2 separate regions of the Homo sapiens genome follow, and region 2 is linked to region 1. A link is an interaction called in ENCODE POLR2A ChIA-PET data of the cell type or tissue named here. Cell type or tissue: HepG2. All regions are shown on one strand. Links, peaks and the distances in the headings refer to the core of each region. The heading gives the core; the rest is flanking DNA.

Region 1 (12,063 bases), core at 2,049-7,048:
GCGTGGTGGCTAACACATGTAATCCTGGCACTTTGGGAGGCTGAAGCTGATCACTTGAGGCTAGTTCAAGACCACCTTGGCCAACATAGCAAAACCCTGTCTCTACAAAAAATACAAAAAAATTAGCGGGGTGTGGTGGCACATGCCTGTAATCCCAGCTACTTGGGAGGCTGAGGCACAAGAATCAATTGAGCCCAGGAGGCCGTGGTTGCAGTGAGCCAAGATTGTGCCAATGCACTCCAGCCTGGGCAACACAGTGAGACTTTGTCTCCAAAAAAGAAAAAAAAAAAAAGAAAAATCTAATTTCAAAGAAAAATCTAATTTCAAATTCTAAAATTAAGTCTTTTTGACCTCGAACTAACTTCTGGATGTCAGGGACCCCGGAAGACCAAGAGAGACATATTAGGCTTATCTGGGATGTTAAAAACCATATGGGAAGTATTGTCACGTAGGAAATGGTGCTGATCTTTTTTGTTATATTTGTATGGGTCTCATTAATATATGTTCCAAAATTGTACAGATTTCTAAAAAAGAAACTATGTCCTCGTATATGTTATCAGTTATTAATTATGATTATTATGTTAAATTATATGCTGCAGAAATAGCCAAATTTCCTGGTCAATTGAGTCTTTAACCATGGCTGTTCTAAGTCCTCTGTCATACACAGGCAATTATTGTTTTACTTTAATTCTTCTCAAAAAGTATCTTACAGGCCGGGTGCAGTGGCTCAGGCCTGTAATCCCAGCACTCTGTGAGGCCGAGGCAGGTGGATCACCTGAGGTCAGGAGTTCAAGACCAGCCTGGCCAACGTGGTGAAACCCCGTCTCTAGTAAAAATACAAAAATTAGCCAGGTGTGTGGCAGGTGCCTGTAATCCCAGCTACTCAGGAGGCTGAAGCAGGAGAATCACTTGAACCCAGGAGGCAGAAGTTGCAGTGAGCCGAGTTTGCGCCATTGCACTCCTGCCTGGGCAACAAGAGGAAAACTCCGCCTCAAAAAAAAAAAAAAAAAAAGTCTAATCCGAAATTCCTCATTTTCCGGGAAAGCCAACTTAAAAGGAGTCTATATGGTCAGTCACTAATCTTGCTGTACTTTATGCAAATAAAGTATAACACTAAAACTTATTTTGAGAATAAATTGGTCTTGCTATTATTAGTGTCTTTGGTAAAACTGGGGGACTGGAAAGGAAAAATGATGCTTCAGTTGCACATCTGTGTTTAGATTCTAGCCCTGACCACTGTTTTTGGGTTTTTATTACTTGCCTACAGTTTGTACTGAATCTTGAATTCTATCTTGGCTACAGTAAGTCCCCAAAGCAGAAGCTGGGTTTCATTTTCCTCATGTTTTTAGCTGGCTCCCTAATTGGAAAAGGCTCTTTTTTTCATTCTGGCATATACATTCTTGTTTTCATTATAATCCTTATGTGCATTATATTTCTACTATTTAAATTACTAATCTTCTTGTTTTACTTCCGAGAAAATGAAAATCATGGTATTCTGAAGACTAGAGATGATTGGACACAGAGACGCAGCTGTATAAATCAGTGACTTGATTCAGGTCTTCTTTTTGCCACTCTGTGAGGCCATCCTACTTCAGCTTTTGGACACACTGAAAATTCCTCACTGAGCCATCTCCTTCCCCCTCCCCAACATAGAACAGGCCTGTCCTAAAGTGAGCCTTCCTAGTGACGAGGGACACCCTGACACTCAGACTCTGATCAATGCTTTTAAAAAGAAAGATTTTGACCAAAAGGGAAAAATGAGAAAGAAAAGAAACTTTTCCTTGAGTAATGCAAACCCCCTTTAAATGATTGAGCCTAGAGAGGAACTGGAATGAGGGAGCAGTCATGTCCCACTCCCCATCTTGAGAAAAACTCATCCCCCGAAGCCACTGACCCTGTGGACTCAAGAGTAAGAGTCCAGAGACAGCTACACATCAACCTCACAATGCCATACACGGATGCCATCACTTACACCCTGTAATTTAATAACGCAGAGCCAATTACTGATCAATGTTATTTTTTAAACCAATGAGAATTCCTGAAAGACACCCTTTGTAATCACTCCTCCCCGATTTATCCTTTTGTCTTTAAACGCTTGAGCTTATCTGTTCTCTGGAGCACTTCCCGAGATAACCTGAGGCTCCCAGGCTGGTCCTCAACCTTGGCCCAAATAAAATCTCTACTTATATTAATTTTGCCTCAGTTTCTTCCTTTAGGACAACAGGTATAAATGAAGAAACGGAGGAACATTTACGAGGGTAAACGAATGAATAAATGAGTTATGAATTAAGAAATCTCCAGTATTACATTAACACTTTGAAAGAGGCTCAGAACAAGGGTGACATTGTCTCTTATCTCAATTATACCTAATGCCTGAAAGGGGGGAGCCATATATTTGCTGAGATCACGCCTGCTTTTGGAAATTGGCAAGACTGAATAGAAACCTGCAAACCTGACTGGTCTCACCCTGGGAGACATAATCATATAATATGATGAACTAATTATTAATGACCTAATGGAGTTCTAGTAACAAACTGGCCAGTAATACCTTTTGAGTTGTATATTCTTTGGATATGAGGGAACTGTGTTTGAAGACCACGGGTGGCCAGTGGTACTATGAAATACAGGTTTGATATTCATCATGTACTGTTTTCTGGCACATAACTCCTAAAATCTTTGGAATCTCCAAAGTGATGTGTCTTTTTGCATGCTCATGTGTTGACTAATGGCTAGCCACCCCTATGTAGCTTCAGGATGGGGGCTGGTCACTGGAATGACCAAAGTGGGCCTGTAAGGTTGGAATGTTTCAGCCCCACCCTCCAACCTCCGGGAGGGGAGAAGGGCTGAAGGTTAAGTTGATCACCAATGACCAATGGTATAATTAATCATGTCTACATAATGAAGCTTCCATAAAAACCCGAAAGGACTGGGTCCAGGGAGCTTCTGAATAGCTGAACACATGGAGGTTCCTGAAGAGTGGTGCTCCAGGAGAGGGCGCGGAAGCTCTGCACTCCATCCCACACGTTGCTCTGCGCATCTCATCTGTATCCTTTGTAGCAGCCTTTATAATAAGCTGGTAAATGTGTTTCTCTGAATTCCATGAGGGAGTTCTCTAGCAAATTAATTGAACCCAAGGAGTGGGTCACAGAAACCCTAATTAATAGCCAGTCAGTCAGAATCACCGGCAAAATAACCTAGGTCTTGTGATCAGCATCAGAAATAAGGGACAAGTGGGGACTAAGTCCTCAACCTGTGGAATCTAATGCTATCTCTGGACAGATAGTGTCAGAATTAATTCAATAAGAGAACACCCAGCTGGTGTCCACTGCAGAATCGACTGCTTGGTTGCCGGTAGGGAGAGACCTCCACTCCCTTTCGTGACCAGTGGTCACAGAAATTTTCTGTGTAACTGTTGACTGAGAGAATAGAAAAAACACTTTGGGGCCGGGTGCCATGGCTCATGCTTGTAAGCCCAGCCCTTTGGGAGGCTAAGGTGGGCAAATTCCTTAAGCCTAGGAGTTTGAGACCAGCCTGGGCAACATGGTGAAACCCCATCTCCACAAAAATTACACAAATTACCCGGGCTTGATGGCACACGCCTGTAGTCCCAGCTACTTGGGAGGCTGAGGTGGGAGGATCGCTTGAACCCAAGAGGCAGAGGTTGCAGTGAGCCAAGATTTGTGCCACTGCACTCCAGCCTGGGTGACAGAGCAAGACTCTCTCTCAAACAAAAAACAAAAAACAAAAACAAAGAAAAAACACTTTGGTTGTTATTCCTATATTCTCACCTCCTTTAACAGATGAGGACACTAAGGCTGAGAAAAAAGGCACTAGGAGCCATGCAGCTGCTACCCAATCTGAGCTGGCTGTGAACCTAGGCGTCCTGAGCCCAGAGCCTGCCCCATCTAGCCCCTGCACTGGTGACCGCAGACTCTCTGCCTGCAGCCCACATGTAAAATAGGGATTTTTATATCACATCCATCACTCATCTGTACTTGTGTAAATGAAAAGTCATTTCCACAAAACAATATTTATACACACTTCCTCCAAACAATGAACCGTTTTTAATTCTCTGTTTGATGAAGACAAAAGTGCTGAAGCTATTCAACTGATTGTGGCCCAGAAACAGTTACAAGCATGGACTAGGGGTTCAAGTCTCAGCTCTGCCACTTCCCTGCTGGGTGACCTTGGAGGAGGGACATCTCCTCTCTAGGCCTCAGTCTGAATTCAGGCTGAATTCAGGTGCACAAAGGGCTCCCAGCAGTGCTGGGCCCAGAGTGAGCAGACCGCTGAGGAAACCGAGGCTAAGGGGAGCTCCCCCGCCCAAGGCCAAGGTCACGTCTTTGCTCTGCTTCCCTGGCGAGCTTCTGGTCTAGGAGGAAACTCTAGCATCCAGCAAGCAGGAGGTAGAGTCTTGGGAAGATGAACTGCCCCAGGGCACATGGAGCCTGAAGAACTGCGCAGAAAGGAGCAAGGCTGAAGGCCTGCAGGCATATGGATGGCCTGATGACAGGTAAGCCCTCATGTTCATGTGGGGGTCCCCAATGCTGCTGGGAGAGCCCCCATGGGGAAATGGGCCATGACAATTTAGGTGCTGGGTATTCTGTAAAAGACTCTGAATTCCCCACCCCCTCAACCCTCCCTGCCATCCGCCAGGCCTGGGACACAGCTCAGACGTGGCACACCCACAAGATGGCTGAAGCCAACCAGCCCAGCCTCAGGGAGTATGCGGGGTTGGGAGTATGCGGGGTTGGGCCCTAGACTGGGCCAGAGTCTTGAAAAGCCTGCTCCTTACCCTGGGGAAAGACACTCTTGCAGCCCCACACTTGACGAAGACCCTGCCTGCAGCCCCTGCTCCTTACCCTGGGGAAAGATGCTCCTGCAGCCCCACACGAGATGAAGACCCTGCCCTAAACCTGTCCTTGGGGCTCCTCTCTTCTGCCCCACTGTCTCCCCAGGCCCCCTTCCCACCTGGAGCCCTGCCCCAACCCAACACCGACTGTCCTTGGTTACTCATTACTGAGCCCTGCAGCTCGTGACCTTTACTCAACCATGTCATCACAGCCACAGCCATCCGGAGGCGGCCACTCCTCTTGTCACCATTTTCTAGATTAGGACAGGAAGAGACAATGAGGGAGGGGCTTGGCCAAGAATGGCTTGGGAGCCCAAGCTGGGAAGGCCTCTGCTCTGCTGCCCCTGCCCCCACCCTTCTAGGTGTCGCCCTAACCCCCCGCCACATCTCTGCCCCCATCCTAACATGTGTCCCCTGGACTCATGCTTAGCTCAAGCCTTCACCTGGCCTGAAGTCCACCCTCCACCCCAGGCCAGCGGCCAACAGCCAGGACAGTGTCTGAGCTGGCTCCACCGACTGCAGACTCGTGCTTCTCAGCCCCGCGACCAACTGCAGACTCGCGGCTCCCAGCTCCCTGGTTGCCCCTCCCTACACGACACAAGCAGCTCCGAGTGTGATGGTTGCAAGGGAAGGAGGGAGTGAAGTGTGTCTGTGTCGGGGGGCAGGATAACAATCCTCTCGACACACACTGACCAAGCCCCCTGCTGCACCATCCCCATGCGCAGGACAAGCGCACGGCCCCGTCTCAGGGAGCGAACTCTGAGGTGGGAGAGATAAGGCCCTGAGGCCAGGCCTCCTGGGTTCAAATCCCAGCTCTGCTACTAACCAGGTGGGGGTCACTGGGCAGGTGACTTCACCCCTTAGGGACTGTTTCCTCATCTGTGCAAGGGGAGTAATCCCAGTTCCCACGTCCCAGGGTGCTGTAATGATTCAGCCAGCCTCCCTGAAGGAAGATGCAGAGCACACCTGGTGTGAAGGTGTGTGCTCGCTCTGCAGAGCCTCATACCGTCAGGATTTTCATTAGGTGGGTGAGGGCACTAGCGAATTCTCACTGTGCCCTAGGTCCCCTCCCTCATCAGCATATCACACATATCCTGTCTGCTGTCCCTGGCAGCATATCACCCTTCTTGTTTTTTTTTTTGAGACAGGGTCTCACTGTGTCGCCCAGGCTGGAGTGGAGTGGTGAGAGCATAGCTCACTGCGGCCTTGAGCTCCTGAGCTCAAGTAATCCTCTTGCCTCAGCCTCCTGAGTAGCTGGGACTAAAGGTGCGTGCCACCACGCTTGGCTAATTTTTGTATTTTTTGTAGAGATGAGGTCTCCTCCCTATGTGGCCCAGGCTTGTCTTAAACTCCTGGGCTCAAGCAATCCTCTCACCCTGGCCTCCCAAAGTGCTGGGATTACTGCCGTGAGCCACTGTGCCCGACTGCCCTTCCTCTTTTCTTCAAAGTGCAGATCCTCACCTGCAATTATTCTGCTAACCTATTCAGTGGTGGGTTTTCTGCCTGCCCCTGAAAGACAAGCTCCACCAGAAGAAGAGAGGCTGTGTGGCTCCTGTCCAGCACCAGCACTAACAATGACAGTAACCATCAGGTGAACCATCACAGGACACTGACCCCGGGCCAAGTACTGGTCTACTCGTGTGAAAGGCAAAAGCTCACTTTTCCTCACCGCTACCCTTGAGGCTGATCCTCTTGTTCTCCTCATTTCACGGATATGGAAAGGAAGGTGTGGCGAGGCGGGGTAACTGGCTCAGGGTCACAAAATGTGAGATGGCTGAGCAGAGCTGTGGCCTGGGTACTCTGGCCTGGGCCCAAGGCCCCACAGGCACTTGCTGGCTGGCTGAGTGGTAAGTAGAGGAGTGAATGGCTCCTCACACCCGTCCCCGCCAGCCCAGCCCTCAGTATCTGCCTGGCTCAGGTGCCAGGCCTGGCCCACTCCCCAGCTCACCGTCTCGTAGTCTCGCAGCGCGGCCCGGAACTTGCCCAGTGCCATGTTGCTGGCAGCCCGGCGGTAATAACCCTTGATGTACTTCTTGTCCAGCTCAATGGCCCGCGTGGCGTCTCCCAGCGCGTAGCCATAGCACTCAGTGCGCAGGTAGGCCAGGCTGCGGTTGCCATAGTAGATGGCATTGCTGGGGTTCAGCTCGATGGCCTGGCTGTAGAACTTGATGGCGTTCTCGTAGTCCTTGGCTGCGGAGACAGAAGAAGAGGCATGAGGCAGTGCTCCAACCCTGCGAGGACAGGCCCTGGGCTGGGTGACGCCCAGTCTCCCTGTTCACAGATGGGGAAGCTGAGGGCTACCCTGAGCCCAGAGACATCTCTTCAGCCTGCCCCTCCTGCCTGTCCCAACCAACCTAGCTCAGGGCTTGTCCTCTCGGCCACAGTCTCCAGGACTCCACACACCCGCCCACCCACCCCTCCAGCCCCAAGCTGGGCACTAGCAGCAGACTGAGGGAAGAGCACTCCGATAGCAAGAAGAGCAGGTGCAGAGGCCCAGAGGTGGTTGAGCCTTGTCTGAGGGCCAGTGAGAGCTGAGGCAGCTGGGTGGAGTGGGCAGGGGGAGGAGAGATGAGGCAGGGAGGCTGGTGGGACAGATCCCTGGGCCCCGGGCAGCCACAGTGAGGTCTGGACACTGATGTTCTAAGTGTGGAGTGACAGGATGTGACATCTGGCCAAGGAGGAGAGGTCGGATTTTATTTGAGATGAGCTATAGCTGTACCCTGCACTTTACCTCGTGACCTGTGGAATCCTCATGTCTCCACGGGAGTAAGGACCATCTGGTGCTCATTTTACAGACAAGCCATGGAGGTCTTGCTCAAGGTCAAATGCCCTGTCTGCACCTGCAGAGCCAGGCTTGATCCCTCCCTCGTGCCCATTTGACAGGCAGGAGAGCCAAGGCTTAAACAGCCTTAGAGGCTTGTCCCCACTGGGGGCCGTGATGTACCAGAGCCATGCAGGGCTTTAGTACACAGGTCCCCCTTCACTGAACTCTCACAAGCCCAGGGAAACTACATTAACCCCCGTCTCCAAATCTGGGGACTGAAGCTCAGGGAAGAAAGGCCGGTGCTCAAGGTCACACAGCAGGTGACAAGTGGGCCTTCTTTTTTTTTTTTTTTTTGAGATGGAGTCTCGCTCTGTCGCCCAGGCTGGAGTGCAGCGGTGCGATCTCCGCTCACTGCAAGCTCCGCCTCCCAGGTTCACACCATTCTCCAGCCTTAGCCCCCCGAGCAGCTGGGACTATAGGCGCCCGCCACTATACCCGGCTAATTTTTTGTATTTTTAGTAGAGACGGGGTTTCACCGTGTTAGCCAGGATGGTCTCGATCTCCTGACCTCGTGATCCTCCTGCCTTGGCCTCCCAAAGTGCTGGGATTACAGGCGTGAGCCACAGCGCCTGGCCGAGAAGTGGGCCTTCTGAGCCAGGCCAAGACCAAAAGGCTCCCACTCTCACGCCCCATGCCATGGTGACCTCTGGGCAGGAGCGTGGCACAGGGGTAAGCACAGAGGCAGGAGTAGGTGGCCTGGGCCCAGTCCCTAGCTCTGCCTCTTACTACCTGGGTATCCCTGGGCTACTGAGGAACCCCCTGTGGACTAGGGTTTCCTAGAGTCCTTCTACCAGCAGCCCTGCACAGAGTCCCCACCCTCACTCCCATTTTAATGTTCTCAACAGCACTCCGAGAGTCCTTCTTACACACAGCCCTGCCCTCCCAGGGCTTACCATCCAGTGGAGGAGACAGATCCATCCCTAGACAGTGGTGCCCAGTGTTTAGGGTTGGGGCAGCTCGGAGGGGACACTGGGGCTGAGACCTGGAGGATGGGAGTCAGTTGGTTGAAGAGATGGAAGAAGAGAGTCCCAGGCTCCATGAGTGGCTCCAGAGGGAAAGGAAGGAGGGATGCAGAGAGAGATGAGGACTGACATTACAGAAGGGAGAAGCCGGGTCCTGGGGATGTGGCCAGCAACAATCTAACAACATTCCTCTTTGCCACGCCAACTCCTGGCAATCTTTCAAATGCTCACATGTCCCCTCCTCCGGGAAGCCCTCCTTTACTCCCAGGCTGGGTCAGGCCCCCGACTGGGCTGCCCCAGCCCCTGGGATCTCCTGTGCCAGCCCTGTCCACTCTCATCGTCACTGTTGAGTAATGAGTGTGTCCCTCCAGAGCTGTAAGCCCCAGGAGGGCAGGGCCCGGGACTTCCCAAAAACAAACAAGGGCAGAACTGGGCAGCCCAGATCTGACCGACCCTCCCTGGAATGCCAGCGCCTTTGAGGACTCCTTCAGGCCTCCTGGCTGTGGTCCAGAGGCTGCCTGGCCCGCGCTCCTGATGGGGCAGCTGTTACTCCAGTGGCACAGGGAGGGGATCCTGGAGTCTCAGGGCCTGCCACCCGGCTCTGCAGATCTCTAACTCGAGGCTGCAGGCAAATAGCCTCCTCTTTCTGAGCTCTGCCTCACTGGGTGGCCGTGAGGATTTTACGAACTTGTGTAAGAAAACTGGCTGCAGCAAAAGAAGCAGGCAAAAGAAGTGAATGCGTGAATGACTAAATGAAGGGAGGAAGTGAAGGGAACAAGAGGAAATGGGAGGAGCCTGTACTCCACGGGTCGACCCACATGCCATATCCTGGCCCTGTTCTATGCGCTTTACAAACAGGACCATATTTAAGCCTCAAGACATTCCCCATTTTAGATGCAAGGAAACAGAGGCCCAGAGAAGTTAAGTCATTTGCCCAGGCGTCATCAAGCAGGTAAAGGAAGACATAGGGTTTGAACCCAGGCAGCCTGAGCTCTCAACCATGGCCTGCTTCCTCCCCACAAGCTCTTATACCTGGAGCCTCCTTAGGGGTTAAGCATAAGCCCCCACCCCCCATTTTACAGAAGCGGGGCACTGAGGCCCACAGAGAGGGGAAGACAGTTGAGACACTTCCCTTAGACTCAGACATGAGACGGGGGACGAGGCTCTGCCCCCAGGATTTCTGGAATAGGCCTGAACTTACAGAGCAACCAGCCACAGTTGAGGGGACAGTCCTCTGAGCCCTGGGACCTCTCTTCTCCCTGCTGGGGCCCCTCTTCTCCTCAACAGGGCCAGTACAGCTCTGGGAGGAACCTGAACGTGGGAGCCAAGCACGTGGCGAGGAAGGGGATATCCGGGCCCTGCTGCTCACACACTCTGACCTTGGGCGAGTGGTTTTTTCACTTCTCCGAGCCTTGCTTCCTTTATAAAACAAACAGGGCCACTCCTAGCCATCTCCCAGCCCCCGGGGAGGATTAAACCCCACAGCGTACCTGGCCACAAGGCTCAATTAAGGTGAGCTGTCATTATTCTTTTTTATTGTTATTCCCACAGCCCTGGAGCCTGGGGCTCTGTGCCTGCTACTGCCTGACAGACAGCAAGGGGCCTGGGCCAGCAGGGCCGTTCTCCTCCGTGCCAGCTCAGTGCCAGGCCCCTCTGGCTGCCTGCCCAGCCCCAGGACTCCTGAGAGCCTGGATCCCAGGTCCTGGGGGGCAACAGGCTCCTCCCAATGGCTGCTGTGGCCCAGAATTCTGATGCGGCCTCAGCAGCAACCCCCATGCAGGCTGCTCCCATCCCAGGGAATTCCACCTTCCACCCCATCACCTGGCTGAGACAGCCTCATCCTGGACTCCTCTCCATCCCTCAGCCCCCAAAGCCCGGTAGTCACTTCACTTATTCTGCCAAGTCAGCCTCCTGAACATCTCTCAGATTCAGCCACTCCCTTCTCACCCTCCAGCCCCACCCAGCCCTGGTCTGGCCTCTCCTGCCCAGGTTCCTGGCTCAGCCTCCACCTGGCCTCGCAGCCTCTTGTCCTGCCCCTCCAGAGGGGTGTTCCTAAAACACAAACCTGACCCTGTCCTTTCCCTACTCAGAACCTCCCAGGGCTCCCCAGAGCCCCACCCCCCACCGCCACCCCACCCCAGAAAGCCCTGGCTCCTTCCTACAGCCCTGCGCAATCTACTCCCTGCAAACTCATCATAACCTCCTCCAGCCTCCTACGCTGTGGCCCCACTTATGGCCTCCATGCCTGGCTCTGCTCACCTTTGGGCCTTTGCCACCTGTTTTTGTTTTTTTTTTCCCTGCCTGGAGTACCGTCCACCCTCTCTCCAGGCAGCCACTCTCACTTCCTCCCTGAAACACTTCTTGAATCTATTTCTGTCCCTCCAGCCTGGCTGGCGATCACCACCCCTCCTCACCTGTCCACTAATCTAGACTCCTTCCTGTCTTACCCTGGAGTCCAGTCTCTGCATGGCAGCCAGGGATCTTTTCTGAACACTAACTGAACCACAGCACCCCGCTCTTGAAACTTCCCATGGCATCGACCACCCCCAGGATGACACCCATATTCCCCAATCTGACTTCCAAGGTTCTACCTCTGGCCTCATCTCTCACTGGTCCTACCTCCCTCTCACGGCTCCCACCGGATCGAGCTTCTCCACACTTTGCTTCTGCTCCCGTTGGAGGCCAAGTCTCTTCCAGGGCTCCAGACCCTTCCCACCTCCGCCTTCTCCAGGGTTTTGCTGCTGCAAGTCCCCCCTCTCCTGTGCAGAATCAATTCTCCATCTCTATTGGACTCTACTCTCTTCCATCCTTACAAAAAATCCATCTTTCCCTGACACTGCATCTTCTCTCTTTTTTTTTTTCTTGAGACGGAGTCTGTTGCCCAGGCTGGAATGCAGTGGTGTGATCTTGGCTCACTGCAGCCTCTGCCTCCAAGGATCAAGCAATTCTCCTGCCTCAGCCTCCCAAGTAGCTGGGACTACAGGTGTGTGCCACCACACCCAACTAATTTTTTCAGCAGAGACGTCGTTTCACCATGTTGGCCAGGTTGGTCTCGAACTCCTGTGCACGTTCTCGTCTTACCACCCTCCCCCATTTCTCCACTCCCCTTCAGAACCAATACTCCTAACACTTAACATTTGCTGTCTCCACTTCCTCCCCTCCCATTCACTCTTCAGCACCTCCTGGCTGCATCACCCCCATCACTCCCCAATAACTGCTCCTGTCAACATCACTACCAGCATCCATGGAGCCAAAGCCAATGGCCAGTGCTTGCCTTGGCAGCATCGGACTAAAGGCACCAGCTCCTTGTTCTAGAAGCGCTCCCTTCTCTCAGCCTTCCCGACACCTTTCCTGGCTTCCTTTCCACCTCACTAAGTGCTCCTCCTTAGCCTCACCCTCTTCCATTTGGGTTCTGTCCTAAGTCC
Region 2 (14,476 bases), core at 1,952-6,951, 66 kb before region 1:
AAGGGGAATAAACAGACCAAAACCTTGCCCGTGACTCTCATAGTAGCTATTTGAGTAGGTGCGGGTAACATTTGGGTTACTTGAATACACGTTAGTGAGTGTGGGTAGCATTAGAGTGTGTGGGTGGCATCCGCGTATAATTGAAAGTAGTTGTGGGTAATATTTGAGAGTGTGCGGGTAACACCTGAATATGTGTATGGGTATCATTTGAGTAGATGAGAGTAATTTCTAAGCGAGGAAGGGTCTCAAAGACCCACAAATATCTTCCGCTACTCGGGAGACCCCGCGGGACCAGCCGCGCAGGCGCAGTCAGAGCCAGAACCTAGCAGCGCGTCCGACCGTTGCTATGGAGACCACAGGCTGACCCCAGGCGCCTGCGCCCTTTGCAGAAAATGGAGGAGGTGGAAACGGTCCTGGATTCCAAGGTTTTGCAGATCTCTTACTGGAGTTGAAGAAAACTCACGCAGACCCAGGAGGAACGTGTCAGGGAGATCCCTACTCGGGAGAAGGGCCGCCATCCTCCTTCGGCTGTCACCCACGGCCTGATTCTGGGGACAGCCTCTCTTGCTGGGGGGAGGCGGGCGGCACGGACCCCTCTAGCTTTGCGCCCTCCTGGAAATCCTGTTATTGCAAAGTCTAGAGCCGTTTTCTGTGTTTCAAAAGCATGTACCTTGAATGTACCTCTGGCACAAACTTGTTCGGAGTGGGCCACCCTGTTTTGCGCATGTCAAGCAGAAACCATGGCTGAGAGTGAGTTGCCTGCTCCCCACCTCTGAGGAACTCACTGATCTGTAAGCGGCTCTTGAAAAGCTGTCGTCTTTCTCTACACGCTGAGTCTCTCTTACAGAAGTGGTCAGAAGCGGGACCCTTCTGCCCCGATTGGCGCCTGGGGTGAGGGTGTGAGTCTCCCCAAGTTAAATTCCAGAAGCTCTGGCTTGGTGAGGAGGAGTGAACTCCACTCTCTAAAGAAGAGGCAAGGCTTCTGGGCAATGGTCCAAAAGGAGGTAAATCATTAAGAGGCCATTTTCAAGAGTTACCAATGAACGACGTTAACACTGAGGTGAAGAAGAATTTTAAAAATCAGGTAAAATCCAAATACATGTGAGTAGGCAGATCTTTTGCTCAGAGACAACGGACCTGTCAATTTGCAAACTTGTTAGTTCAAGGATCTGCAAAGGTTTGACTGAATCTCTTTTCAAAAATGTAACTTACACACAACACAAAGACTCAGCCTACCAAATTGTAATGTCAGAGACTCCTAACGTCTTTTTTTTTTGAGACAGAGTCTCGCTCTGTCACCAGGCTGGAGTGCAGAGGTGCAATCTCAGCTCACTGCAACCTCTGACTCCCTGGTCCAAGCGATTCTCCTGCCTCAGCCTCCCTAGTAGCTAGGATTACAGGCATGAACCACCACGTCCAGCTAAATTTTGTATTTTTACTAGAGAAAGGGTTTCACCATGTTGGCCAGGATGGTCTCAATCTCCCGCCTTGGTCTCCCAAAGTGCTGGGATTGCAGGTGTAAGCCACTGCGCCCAGCTTCTCTGTTGATTCTTTTTTTTTTTTTTTTTTTTTTTTTGAGGTGGAGTCTCCTTCTGTAGCCCAGGCTGGAGTGCAGTGGCACGATCTTGGCTCACTGCAACCTCTGCTTCCTGGGTTCAAGTGATTCTCCTGCCTCAGCCTCCTGAGTATCTGGGACTACAGGTGCGCACCACCACGCCCAGCTAATTTTTGTATTTTTAGTAGAGACAGGGTTTCACCGTATTAGCCAGGATGGTCTCAATCTCCTGACCTTGTGATCCGCCCACTTCGGCCTCCCAAAGTGTTGGGATTACAGGCGTGAGCCACCACGCCCGGCCTGATTTTTCTATTCCTTGTAAATGCCCAGCCTGGGCATACCCACTCGCAGAATATTGTACTACTGTGTTCGTTATTGCATCCCAGAGTCTGAGCTTGAATAAATGCTACGAAAGCCTCCAGCGTGTTTGTTGCATGCTGCTCTCCCATCAAGGCATAATCGTTGTATAATAAGGGATAGTGTGACATTTCTTATCATATTGCAGCATGAAGACTGTATTTTGTGCTTATTGTGGATTTCAGGGGTATAACATTTATATTTGTGATACACAACATGCGTGGTTGTTCAATGTTGCCCATGAAATCAAAATCCTACCACTTCTCTTTCAAGATTTTCTGGACCAAAGTGTATCCTGGGACTCCAATGCAAGTTGTCATGCAAAACTGTCACCATTTGAAGCTACTTAGCTGAGTGAAAACATCACTGGTAGGGCAAATCCCAAGCAAAAATTCACAAGTAAATTGAATGTGCCAGCTGTTGGAGGGCTGCATCTGGCTTCTGTAAACCCCTGATTTCAAAAGGGGGTTCAGCTAAAACTCTTCATTGTTCTTTGTGATTGAGATGCTCTTTTGTACAAATATGAACTCATAAAATAAATGTATGCTAATGAAATCATAGTCTGCCCCTTGACATATGGGGGGAAATCCATGTAAGATTTAATTTGGAAAAATGATGTGGCTGCTAAAACAAGTACTGAAAACTGCTTCCATGGCCTGAAGTCTTCCAGGACTGCATTTATTTTTATTTTTATGTACTTATTTATTTTTGAGACAGAGTCTCTCTCTGTTGCCCATGCTGGAGTGCAGTGGCGTGATCTTGACTCACTGCAAGCTCCGCCTCCCGGGTTCACACTATTCTCCTGCCTCAGCCTCCCAAGTAGCTGGGACTACAGGCACCTGCCACCACACCTGGCTAATTTTTTTGTATTTTTAGTAGAGTCGGGGTTTCACCGTGTTAGCCAGGATAGTCTCGATCTCCTGACCTCGTAATCTGCCCGCCTCTGCCTCCCAAAGTGCTGGGATTACAGGTGTGAGCCACCGCGCCCGGCGGAAACACAGCTTTCTTTTATCCTACGGACTTCTCAGGATGTCAGGTCATTTTCCAGTGGCTGGTGTGAAAGGTGAAACAATTTAACTGAAACAAAAACAGTAACAGCTATCTTGTGTTCCAGGCACTATGCCACATTCCTTCATATCATTAACCCATCATATCCTGCCAACCCTGTGAGTTATGGCCCTATAGGTCCACAATCCCTTATAAAAACCCTCAGCCAGGTGTGGTTTCAGGGGTATATGTGGTTCAGAGTTTTGGATTTTAGAAAAATGATACAGTGACTATACCTTATATTGTAGAATTTACTTCCCAGGGGGATGCGGGAAGCCCTTATAATCCCATCAATACTTCTGTAGTGGGCTAGGTGCAGTGGGTCACGCCTGTAATCCCAGTACTTTGGGAGGCCAAGGTGGGAGAATTGCTTGAGGCCAGGAGTTCAAAACCAGCCTGGTCAACACAGCAAGACCCCTATCTCTACAAAAACTAAAAAAAAAAAAAAAAAAATTAGGCACGGTGGCATGCACCTGTAGTCCCAGCTACTCTGGAGGCTGAGGTGGAAGGATCGCTTGAGGCCAGCAGATCAAGGCTGCAGTGAACTGTGATTGCACCACTGCACTCCAGCCTGGATGACAGAGTGATACCCCCCTACATCTCAAAAAAAAAAAAAAGACCAGATAAGAGATTAGATTATCAAACTGTACTATTATTAAGATCATCATCTCATTCTATGGATGAAGAAAGTAAAGCTCAGAAAGGCTAAGTAACTTGTCTAAGGCTACAGAGCAAAGCACAACAGGAATTGAAAACAGGCCTCTGACCACATTCTGTGCTCCTCACACTGATTCGGGTCTCTCTCAGTCTGGGAGGCCCCAGCTGACATCGGAGTCATAGAGCATGATTTCTCTGGTAAACGGCTGGGCAGAAGAAATTCTTCAGGATTCCTTGAGAAACAAGCCAGAGGTGGGTGGCACTCTGAGGGCCTGTTTGAAACTGCAGTACACGCTCTGGTTCTAAGTGGGGGCTTAGAGCAGAGAATAATCTTCGTGCATATTGAATAATCATATCTACCAGGCACTATTCTAAGCATTTTACACAAACAATTTAATCCTCATAAGACTCAACACCATGAGACTGATACAATCTCATTCTCCAGATTTGGAAACTGAGGCACAGAGCCACACGATTTGTAAACAGAGCCAGGATGTGAACCGGAACTGAGTCTACAAACAGCTAGACCACACTGCTTTTTTTTTTTTTTTTTTTTTTGAGATGGAGTCTCGCTCTGTGGCCCAGGCTGGAGTGTTGTGGTGCGATCTTGGCTCACTGCAACCTCCGCCTCCTAGGTTCAAGTGATTCTCCTGCCTCAGCCTCCCAAGTAGCTGGGACTAAAGGCGCGTGCCACTACGCCCGGCTAATTTTTTGTATTTTTAGTAGAGTCAGGGTGTCACCATGTTAGCCAGGATGGTCTCGATCTCCTGACCTTGTGATCTGCCCGCCTTGGCCTCCCAAAGTGCTGGGATTACAGGCATGAGCCACCATGCCTGGCCCACTCTGCCTTTTCTAATAACTGTGAGCATTTACCATCCCTGGGTTCTGTGCCAATACCTATCATGGTCTCGTGAACTGCTCACAACCTCTCCATGAGGTTAAGTCTCATTACAACTGCCATTTTGCAGAGAAGGAAGCCAAGGCTCAGAGAGGTGAAGGAACTGACCCAAGATCACACAGCCACAGGGTGATAGAGCCAGAATTTGAACCCAGGCAGCCTAGCTCCAGAGCCCACGTGCTCCACCACATGGAGGGCTGGCACAGCACAAAGAGGAATGAGGTCTTGGTGGATCCAGGGAGACAGCACCCTGAGGCCTCCTCCCAACAGTCCTTGGTGAGAAACAGGGATTCTGAAGGCAGTCTCTGAGTCTCTGAGTGACCGACACATAACTTGTGATTCCGGCCAGGTGCAGTGGTTCACGCCTGTAATCCCAGCACTTTTGGAGGCTGAGGCAGGTGGATCACTTGAGGCTAGGAGTTTGAGACCAGCCTGGCCAACATGGTGAAACCCCGTCTCAACTAAAAATACAAAAATTAGCCGGGCGTGGTGTTGCGCACCTGTAATCCCAGCTACTCGGGAGGCTGAGGTGGGAGAATAGCATAAAGCTGGGAGGCAGAGGTTCCAGTGAGCCAAGATCATGCTACTGCACTCCAGCCTGGGCGACAGAGTAAGACTCCGTCTCAAAAAGGAAAAAAACATATATATACGTATATCCCAGCTGCATGTGCCCTCTGGTGCTGTGGGACCCCTGGCTGATGGGGCAGGAAGTTGGGGGGAACAGGGAAGGGGTGGGCATATGTGCCTAGGTGGGCACAGAGCACACAGCTCTTCACCTGCTGTTCCCTCTGACTTTCAGTCGCCCTTCAGGCTTTCTTTTTTTTTTTTTCTTTTTTATTTTTTGAGACGGAGTCTCACTCTGTTACCCAGGCTGGAGTGCAGTGGCGCGATCTCAGCTCACTGCAAGCTCCGCCTCCAGGGTTCACGCCATTCTCCTGCCTCAGTCTCCCTAGTAGCTGGGACTACAGGCGCCCGCCACCACGCCCAGCTAATTTTTTTTGTATTTTTAGTAGAGACGGGGTTTCACTGTGTTAGTCAGGATGGTCTCGATCTCCTGACCTCGTGATCCGCCTGTCTCGGCCTCCCAAAGTGCTGGGATTACAGGCGTGAGCCACGGCGCCCGGCAGCAGCTTTATTTCTAAGAACCAAAAACTAGAAACAACTCGATGGCCGACGACAGGTGAATGAATAAACAAACTGCAATGTATTCATGCAACAGAATATGACCTAGCAACAAAAAAGAATGTACTGGCCGGGCGCGGTCGCCCTCCCAGCACCTTGGGAGGCTGAGGCGGGCAGATCATGAGGTCAAGAGATCGAGACCATCCTGGCCAACATGGTGAAACCCTGTCTCTACTAAAAAGACAAAAACTAGCTGGGCGTGGTGGCGGGTGCCTGTAGTCCCAGCTACTCGGGAGGCTGAGGCAGAAGAATTGCTTGAACCGGGGAGGCGGAGGTTGTGGTGAGCCAAGATTGTGCCACAGCACTCCTCCTGTCACAGTTTGGTGACAGAGTAAGACTCCGTCTCAAAAAAAAAAAAAAAAAAAAGGAATGAACCTCAGATGCGTACAGCAACATCGGTGAACCTCAGAAGCGTTATGCGGAGTCAAAGAAGTCAGACCAAAAAGGACACACACTATATACTTCCTTTTACATAAAACTAAAAAAACACTATAGGGACAGAAATCAGAGCAGTGGTTGGGCACAGTGGCTCACGCCTGTATTCCCAGCACTTTGGGAGGCCACAGTGGGTGGATCACTTGAGGTCAGGAGTTTGAGACCAGCCTGGCCAACATGGTGAAAGCCCGTCTCTACTAAAAATACAAAAATTAACTGGGCATGGTAGCGCATGCCTATAATCCCACGTACTCCAGAGGCTGAGGCAGAATTGCTTGAACCCGGGAGGTGGAAGTTGTAGTGAGCCAAGATGGGGCCACTGCACTCTAGCCTGGGCAACACAGCGAGACTCAGTCTAAAAAAAAAAAAAACCAAAAACCCCACCACTTCCAAGGTGCCCGTCACCCATATGTAATTCCTAGGGCGCAGGACACTGTACAAGAATTCTTTCGCTTCAGGGATAATTATTCCTGAGAGACAAGGTCACAGAATAAAATTAGCATGTTTTAATTTGGAATTGCCCTCACTGGACTCAGGGGAATTCGTGGCCACACAACGGGCTCTGTATTCGTTTCCTGTGGCTGTTGTGACACATTACCATATACTAGATGGCTTAAAACATCACAAATGTATTCTCTCATGGTTCTGGAGGACAGAAATCCAAAATCAAGCTGTTGGCAAGGCTGAGCTCCTTCCAGAGGCTCCAGGCGGAGGAACTTGCTTGCCTCTTCAAGCTTCCGGTGGCTCCAGGAGTTCCTTGGCTGCTGACTGCATCTCTCCAGCCTCTGCCTACAGGGTTACATCCACATCGCCTCCTCCACTCTGTACGCCTTTGCCTCTGTGTTATCTTCCTTGGCCTCCTTTTTCTTTTTCTTTCTTTCTTTTCTTTTCTTTTTTTTTTTGAAACAGAGTCTCACTCTGTCTCCCAGGCTGGAGTGCCTTGGTGCGATCTCGGCTCACTGCAACCTCCGCCTCCCGGGTTCACGCCATTCTCCTGCCTCAGCCTCCCGAGTAGCTGGGACTACAGGCACCTGTCACCGCGGCCGGCTAATTTTTTGTATTTTTGGTAGAGATGGGGTTTCACTGTGTTAGCCAGGATGGTCTCGATCTCCTGACCTTGTGATCTGCCCGCCTCGGCCTCTCAAAGTGCTGGGATTACAGGCGCGAGCCACTGTGCCCAGCCCTTGGCCTCTTTTTTCTAAACTTTTTTGAGACAGCGTCTCACTCTGTCACCCAGGCTGGGGTGTAGTGGTGCGATAATGGCTCACTGCAGCCTGGACATCCTATGCTCAGATGCTCCTCCCACCTCAGCCTCCCGAGTAGATGGGACTACAGGCTTGCACCACCACGTCCAGCTAATTTTTTGTACTATTTTTGTAGAGATGGGGTTTTGCTATGTTGCCCAGGCTGGTCTTGAACTCCTGGGCTCAAGCGATCCACCCCACTGAGTGTGGAGATTGGGGCCAGGCATGGTGGCTTCCATCTGTAATGCCAGCACTTTGGAAGGCTGAGGTAGGAGGATCACTTGAGCCCAGGAGTTCGAGATTAGCCTGGAAAATATGGCGAAACTCCAACTTTACAAAAAATTAGCTGGGCATGGTGACATGGGCCTGTAGTCCCAGCTACTTGGGAAGCTGAGATGGGAGGATAGCTTGAGCCCAGGAGGTCGAGGCTGAAGTGAGCAGAAATCGTATCACTGGGCGACAGAGCAAGACCCTGTCTCAAAACAAACAAACAAACAACAAACAAACAAACAAAAAGTGTGTGGAGATTGGAATCTAATAAACCTGAGTGATTCAAAGCTTGGCTCTGCCACTACCTAGCTGTGTGACTTTCCTTGGACTCAGTTTTTTTTTTTAATCTGAAAAATGGGAATAACATTTGCTTAAGGAAGGGTTCTAAGGACTGAATGAGAAAATGCACAGGGCCAAGGATAAAGTAGGTGCTCAGTAAAAATGAATTATTATCAGTATCACGTTCCTGGCTTGAAGGAATAAAGATGGAAGCTGTCGTGACAAACAAAAACAGACTGGCAAGCACTGATACAGAAGGACATTAAGTGAAAACACATTTTATAGTAATAAATCTAGTGCAATTCTCAGCATTCATTCAGTTAATAAATATTTGTAGCTCCTACCTGAAGTGTTCTAGATGCTGAGACTTCAGCAGTGAACAAACCAGACTCATATCCCAGACCTCATGGGGATAGTATTCTAATAGGGTGAAACAATAAATAAGTACATACAAATAGGCCCAGCGTGGTGCCTCTCGCCTGTAATCCCAGCACTTTGAGACCCAGAGGCAGGAGCATCAGTTGAGGCCAGGAGTTCAAGACCGGTCTGGGCAACATAATGAGAATACCTCTCTACAAAAAATTTTTAAAAATAGCCAGGCATGGTGGCACACACCTGTAGCCCCAGACACTCAGAAGGCTGAGGTGGGAGGATTGCTTGAGCCCAGGATTTCGAGGTTACAGTGAGCCATGATCATGCCACTGCACTTCAGCCTGGGTGACAGAGTGAGACCCTGTCTCAAAGAAAAAAAAAAACAAAAACAGAAAGTGGTAAGTGCTGTGATGAAAATAATTTAGGATGATGGGGGAAAAAAATCTCTGTGAGATAAATTCTAAAATTAACATAAAAAAAAAAGCCAGGTGAAGTGGCTCACGCCTGTAATCCCAGCACTTTGGGAGGCCAAGGTGGGTGGATCACCTGAGGTTCGAGATCGAGACCACCCTGATCAACATGGAGACATCCCGTCTCTACTAAAAATACAAAATTAGCTGGGTGGGTTGGCCTGTAATCCCAGCTGCTCTGGAGGCTGAGGCGGGAGAATTGCTTGAACGCGGGAGGTGGAGGTTGTGGTGAGTCGGAGATCGCGCCATTGCACTCTAGCCTGGGCAATAAGAGCAAAACTCCGTCTCAAAAAAAAAAAAATAAATTAATAAAATAAAATAAAATTAACACATACACTAATGCAAGCATTTTTTCTCTGGAAAAATACAGAGATATTTAACTGGTTACTTTTTGGGGAGAGGCTGGAAGGTGGGGTTTGGGGAGAAGAATCCTTTTTTGAAAAAAATTTACCTTTCTGTAACTTTTGCTTTTTCTGACCGTGTATCCTTTTTTGAGACAGGGTGTTACTCTGTTGCCCAAGCTGGAGTACAGTGGCACCACCTCAGCTCACTGCAACCTGTGCCTCCCAGGTTCAAGCGATTCTCCTGCCTCAGCCTCCCTAGTAGCTGAGATTACGGGCGCCTGCCATCGTGCCCAGCTAATTTTTGTACTTTTAGTAGAGACGGTGGGGTTTCATCATATTGGCCAGGCTGGTCTCGAACTCCTGACTTCAGGCGATCGCCCGCGTAGGCCTCCCAAATTGCTTGGATTACAAGCTTGAGCCACTGCCCCTGGCCCGCGTGTCCCATTTTTTTTTTAAATGGCAACAAAATGTAGCTGGGTAGAGGGATTTCAGCCGTGTTTTGTTTCTCTTCCCCATTCTTTTCCAACTTTCCATTTATTTTAAACAAATGCAAAAGTGAGGCTACAGTTCTCGTTTTTATTATTTTATTCTGTGATGGCTGGAGAAGGGTCTCACCTGCCAGAGATCTGTGCAATTAAAAACACCCACAGCTGAACCGTTCAGGGGCTGGCAATTTTTTTTTTTTTTGAGATGGAGTCTCGCTCTGTTGCCCAGGCTGGCGTGCAGATGGGCGATCTCCGCTTCCTGCAGCCCTGACCTCCCGGGCTCAAGCGATAGGCCCACCTCAGTCTCCCGAGTAGCTCAGACCACAGGCGCACACCATAATATTCGGCTAATTTTTAAATTTTTTGTGGAGACCGGAGTCTCGCTATGTTGCCCAGGCTGGTCTCCAATTCCTGGGCTCAAGCGATCCTCCTGCCTTGGCTTCCCAAAGTGCTGGGATTACAGGCATGAGTCACCGCCCCCGGCCGGAGGTTGACGATTTTTGCAAAAATATGGAACATTTGGGATTTTCATTTCTTAGATTATCCTCCTTGCGCCGCTCCCTGCTCCCCCACCAAATAAAAAAAGAAAAACAAACAAAAAACAAAACAAACAAACAAAACGAAAGCCCTTTTATGACTACAAAACCCAAACGTCTCATCTGCGAGGTCACCACTTGGAAGGCACTGTCATGAGCCCTCAGACTTGCGATTCTTTAATCAGCATTCCTGAAACCTAGGTGTCCTTAGGATTTTTCATTTTTTGGTTTCTACAAACAGCTTTTCAGGGAAGCTGGCTTTGGGGATGAGGCCTAAGGGAGGCACCAGGGGCAGAAAAGAGGAGCTCCTGCCCTCGTCCTCCGTGGCGCCCCCACCCCCACCATCTCCCTGCAGCCTCGCCTCCGCCTCCGCCCCACCCGCTTAGTTTTGATCCGCGCGGAGGAGCGCGTCCCGTGGTTGCCATGGAGACCGCCGGACTGCGGAGGCCACAAACTGTGCGAAGGGGGAGGCGAGGGGCGGGGCCGCGGGAGGCCCGGGGGCTGAGCGCGGCGGCTGGGACTGAGCCAGGGAGAAAGAGGAGAAAAATCCAGCGAAGCCCAACGACCTGGCTCTGCAAGAGAAAAACAACCTGAATAAGCCGGTAATTGTGAACAGGCCGCTCGCTGAGACCTTAACGTCCCCTAAGCCCCCACATCTTTTCTTTCCCTCTGGCCCGTCTCTTTTTCCTCCGTTCCCTCTTTAAAAATTTGCCTGGTTCCTTTATGAGTTAAATAAGATCACATTTATTTATTTATTTGAGACGGAGTCTCGCTCTGTCGCCCAAGGTGGAGGGCAGTGGCGCGATCTTGGCTCACTGCAACCTCCGCCTCCCAGTTCAAGCGATTCTTCTGCCTCAGCCTCCCCAGTAGCTGGGATTACAGGCATGTGTCACCATGCCCGGCTAATTCTTATATTTTTGTTCGTTTCTTTTTTTTGTTTGTTTGTTTTTGAGACGGAGTTTCGCTCTTGTTGCCCAGGCTGGAGTGCAATGGCACGGTCTCAGCTCACTGCAACCTCTGAATCCCGGATTCAAACGATTCTCCTGCCTGAGCCTCCGGAGTAGCTGGGATTACAGGCATGCGCCACCAAGACAGGCTAGTTTTGTAGTTTTAGTAGAGGCGGGGTTTCACCATGTTGGCCAGGCTGGTCTCAAACTTCTGACCTCAGGTGATCCACCCGCTTCAGCCTCCCAAAATGCTGGGATTACAAGCGTGAGCCACCGCGCCCGGCAATTTTTGTATTTTTTAGTAGAGATGGGGTTTTGCCATGTTGACCAGGCTGGTCTCAAACTCCGGACCTCAGGTGATCCGCCCGCCTCAGCCTCCCAAAGTGCTGGATTAAAGGCGTGAGCCACGGCGCCCAGCCTGAGATGGAGAATTTTCAAAAGAGTAGAGACAGATCGGACCTAAGTTTTTAAAAGATGCCCCCAGCTTCTGGATGGGGCCTGGATTGCAAGCAGTGATGGGGAGGCGGGAAGCCCAGTGAGGGGGCTTTGTACACATCCAGGCAAGAGTGGCTGCAAGTATTGTGGCTGCTAAGTGGTTAAATGGTGCAACACATTTAGGAGAAGGGGATTAGCTGTGTCTTTAGCGTCAGCTAGTGTTTTAAATGCTAGTGCCCAAGATCTGGTTCTAATATTATATTAGATCCACCACTCAGAGCTGTGCAACTTCAGACCAGCCTCAGTTTCACCGTCTGTAAAAAGATGATTGATGGCACTGGCCTTACCATGTACCTCTGAGGGTTCCTAACAACGAGGCCTATTCAACATGTCTCTGGATGCCTGGTTCCAAAGATGTGGACCAATGCTAGTCGCATGTCCTGTAGCAGGAGGAGCCACGGACAAAACCCCTCAGACACTGGGTTAAGGAAGGATTTGGCTTTTTCGGCCGGGAGCTTCGGCAGACTCGCCTCTCAACTGGCGGGAGCTTCGGTAGACTCGCGTCTCAAGAACCGAGCTCCCGGCCGAATGCGACTAGCATTGGTTCACATCTTGATTCTTTTTTTTCTTTCTTTCTTTCTTTTTTTTTTTTTGAGACGGAGTCTTGCTCTGTCGTCCAGGCTGGAGTGCAGTGGTGCGATCGCGGCTCACTGCAACCTCCGCCTCCCGGGTTCAAGAGATTCTTCTGCCTCAGCCTCCCGAGTAGCTGGGACTACAGGCACGTACCACCACGCGCGGCTAATTTTTTTGCATTTTTAGTAGAGACAGGGTTTCACCGCGTTAGCCAGGATGGTCTTGTCTTGATCTCCTGACCTCGTGATCTGCCCGCCTCAGCCTCCCAAAGGGCTGGGATTACAGGCGTGAGCCACCGCGCCTGGCCATCTTGACTCTTTGGTCGACACAAAAGGCAGACTATTCTGGATTCAAATCCAAACTCAACCACTCCCCATGGCTGTGACCTTGAGAGTGTGGTTTTATGTCCTTGGGCCTCAGTTTCCTCAGCTGTCTAATGGGAATTGTACTCATGCTACCAGTCTCCTGTTATAGCAAGGATTTCCTGAGTTCATTCATAGAAAGCACTGGGAATGGTGCCTACTACATAGGAAGCGCCTCATAAACCGTGCCTATCCTTAGCCATCTCATTCTTTTTTCGAAGTTGCAAAATATTTCACTGTAAGATACTACCATAAAATAGAGGCAGTCTCTACTCGTGAACTTTTAGGGTTTTTTGTTGTTGTTTATTTGTAGGGGTTTTTTTGCACTTTTGTTTTTTTGAGACAGTCTCCCTCTGTTGCGCAGGCCGGAGTGCAGTGGCGCGATCTCTGCAACCTCCACCTCCCAGGTTCACGCCATTCTCCTGCCTCAGCCTCTCGCGTAGCTTGGGACTACGCACGCGCACCACCACACCCGGGGTAGAGACGAGGGTTTCACCATGTTGGGCAGGCTGGTCTCGAACTCCTGGCCTCAAGTGTTCCACCCACCTGGGCCTCCCAAAGTGCTGGCATTACAGGCATGAGCCACCGCGCCTGGCCATGAACATTTGGGTTTATTCATCCCCTCAAAAATATGTATTGAGCCCTGACCTGCCAAGCGCCACAGTGGGACTGTTGCAGTCAGGTACCCATTTCTCTACCCACGCATATAGGTGTACGGGTACCGATAGTCGCGTGAATTTAAAATGCTAATCTGTGGTGCCAGTGGCTCTCAAAAAGTAGAATCCACTAGCACACCCACCTCCCGGACTTGGCTGGAAACTTGCACATTTCGGATGGCAGGTTTGGGAACCGCTGCCTTTCAGGAAAGGTGCTGACGTGGGCCACTGCCGCTTCGCTGGGAAGCAATGGGCCCAGCTAGGCCCGGGGCGCGGCCACACCCCTGTGGGGGAGGGGAAGGAGGCCGCCCCGAAGGGAGTGGACAGCCCCCCTGTCAGTCTTCCAGAGTCTGGGAGTGTAAGATGAGACGGGGGAAGGTGGGCCTCATTCTGGCGGAGGGCGAGGAGGAACTTCCTGCCCGCGCGCTCCACGGTGCAGAGCTCTAAGCGCGCGGGCTGGCAGGCTGCGGCGCGTCAAGGTCAGCCTGGAGCTGGGTGGCGGCCTGCCTGGGGGCGGGGGACCCTACTGGAGGCCCGGGCTGGGGCCTCCCAGCGCCTCGGCCATATTGAATAGCTTCGACTGGACCGTCTTTGTCTGCGAAGTCCTGTCCCAAGTTCCAGCCGCGTCCCTGGGGCCTGGGGCAGGAAGAGTCGCTGGCAGCCCGCGCGCCCCAACTTGGAGCTGGGACACCACGTTTCCAGCTTGGAGTGGGCCTTGAGCCTTGGGACTGACCTCGCCCCCGGCTCACGTAGGCATCCTGGAAATTGATTCCCCCAAGTCCTTGGTGGGGGAGCCGGACTTGGTCAAGACTGTACTTGTTGCAGGCGAAGAGATTGGAGGCGTTTGGCTCGTCCCTGGCTAGGGAGGTGAGACTCTCCGGTCAGCGTTGCTGGAACTCCCCCCATCCAGTCCCTCCCTCAAGACTAAGGGCTACAGTAGTTTGTTGGGGCTCATTGCCCCCTCACCCCAGATATCACCCTGGAGATCTTAAAGACTCTCGAGAAAAGCCACGTGGGGGGCTGGTTCCCCTGGGGCTTCCTGCCGTCCCCCGACTGCCTCATTCTTTGGAGCGTCCCCGATGTCTGCAAAGATGTGGATTTGGACGTCCTCGTGGAAGCCCTAAAGCCCGTGGGGACATTTAAGAAGATCGGCAAGGTGTTCCGCAAGGAGGAGGACTCCACGGTGGGGATGCTGCAGATCGGGGAGGACGTCGACTATTTGCTCATCCCCCGGGAGGTCAGGCTGGCTGGGGGCGTCTGGAGAGTCATCTCTAAGCCCGCCACCAAGGAAGCAGAATTTCGGGAGCGGCTG

The links. Peaks named below come from ENCODE experiments on the same cell type or tissue, not always from the same donor. Only the 100,000 strongest peaks of a DNase experiment are listed, where the experiment ranks them.
Region 2: POLR2A ChIA-PET joins it to region 1 with 6 read pairs; 5 of 35 experiments call an interaction of 5 or more read pairs at or near these places.

Annotation. Positions count from the first base shown.
Region 1 is chr19:46,348,727-46,360,789 of GRCh38, reverse strand. PPP5C (protein phosphatase 5 catalytic subunit) reads right to left here. Exons shown (of 13, transcript NM_006247.4): 2 at 6,801-7,042. Among named protein-coding and RNA genes, the nearest start is that of PPP5C, 7.7 kb to the right of the region's middle. RefSeq lists silencers at 3,847-3,936, 7,951-8,120, 10,730-10,789 and enhancers at 9,242-10,043, 10,090-10,329, 11,150-11,209. In HepG2, for the core only: no CTCF peak of the experiment used is centred there; a DNase peak (open chromatin) is centred at 5,089.
Region 2 is chr19:46,412,688-46,427,163 of GRCh38, reverse strand. PNMA8C (PNMA family member 8C) reads left to right here. Exons shown (of 1, transcript NM_001386793.1): 1 at 1-2,467. It overlaps CCDC8 (coiled-coil domain containing 8 subunit of 3M complex), which reads left to right and starts at 13,600. Exons shown (of 1, transcript NM_032040.5): 1 at 13,600-14,476. The coding sequence starts at 14,354. RefSeq lists enhancers at 149-198, 43-549, 709-838, 550-1,057, 3,655-3,704 and 3 more and a silencer at 10,544-10,633. In HepG2, for the core only: no CTCF peak of the experiment used is centred there; no DNase peak of the experiment used is centred there.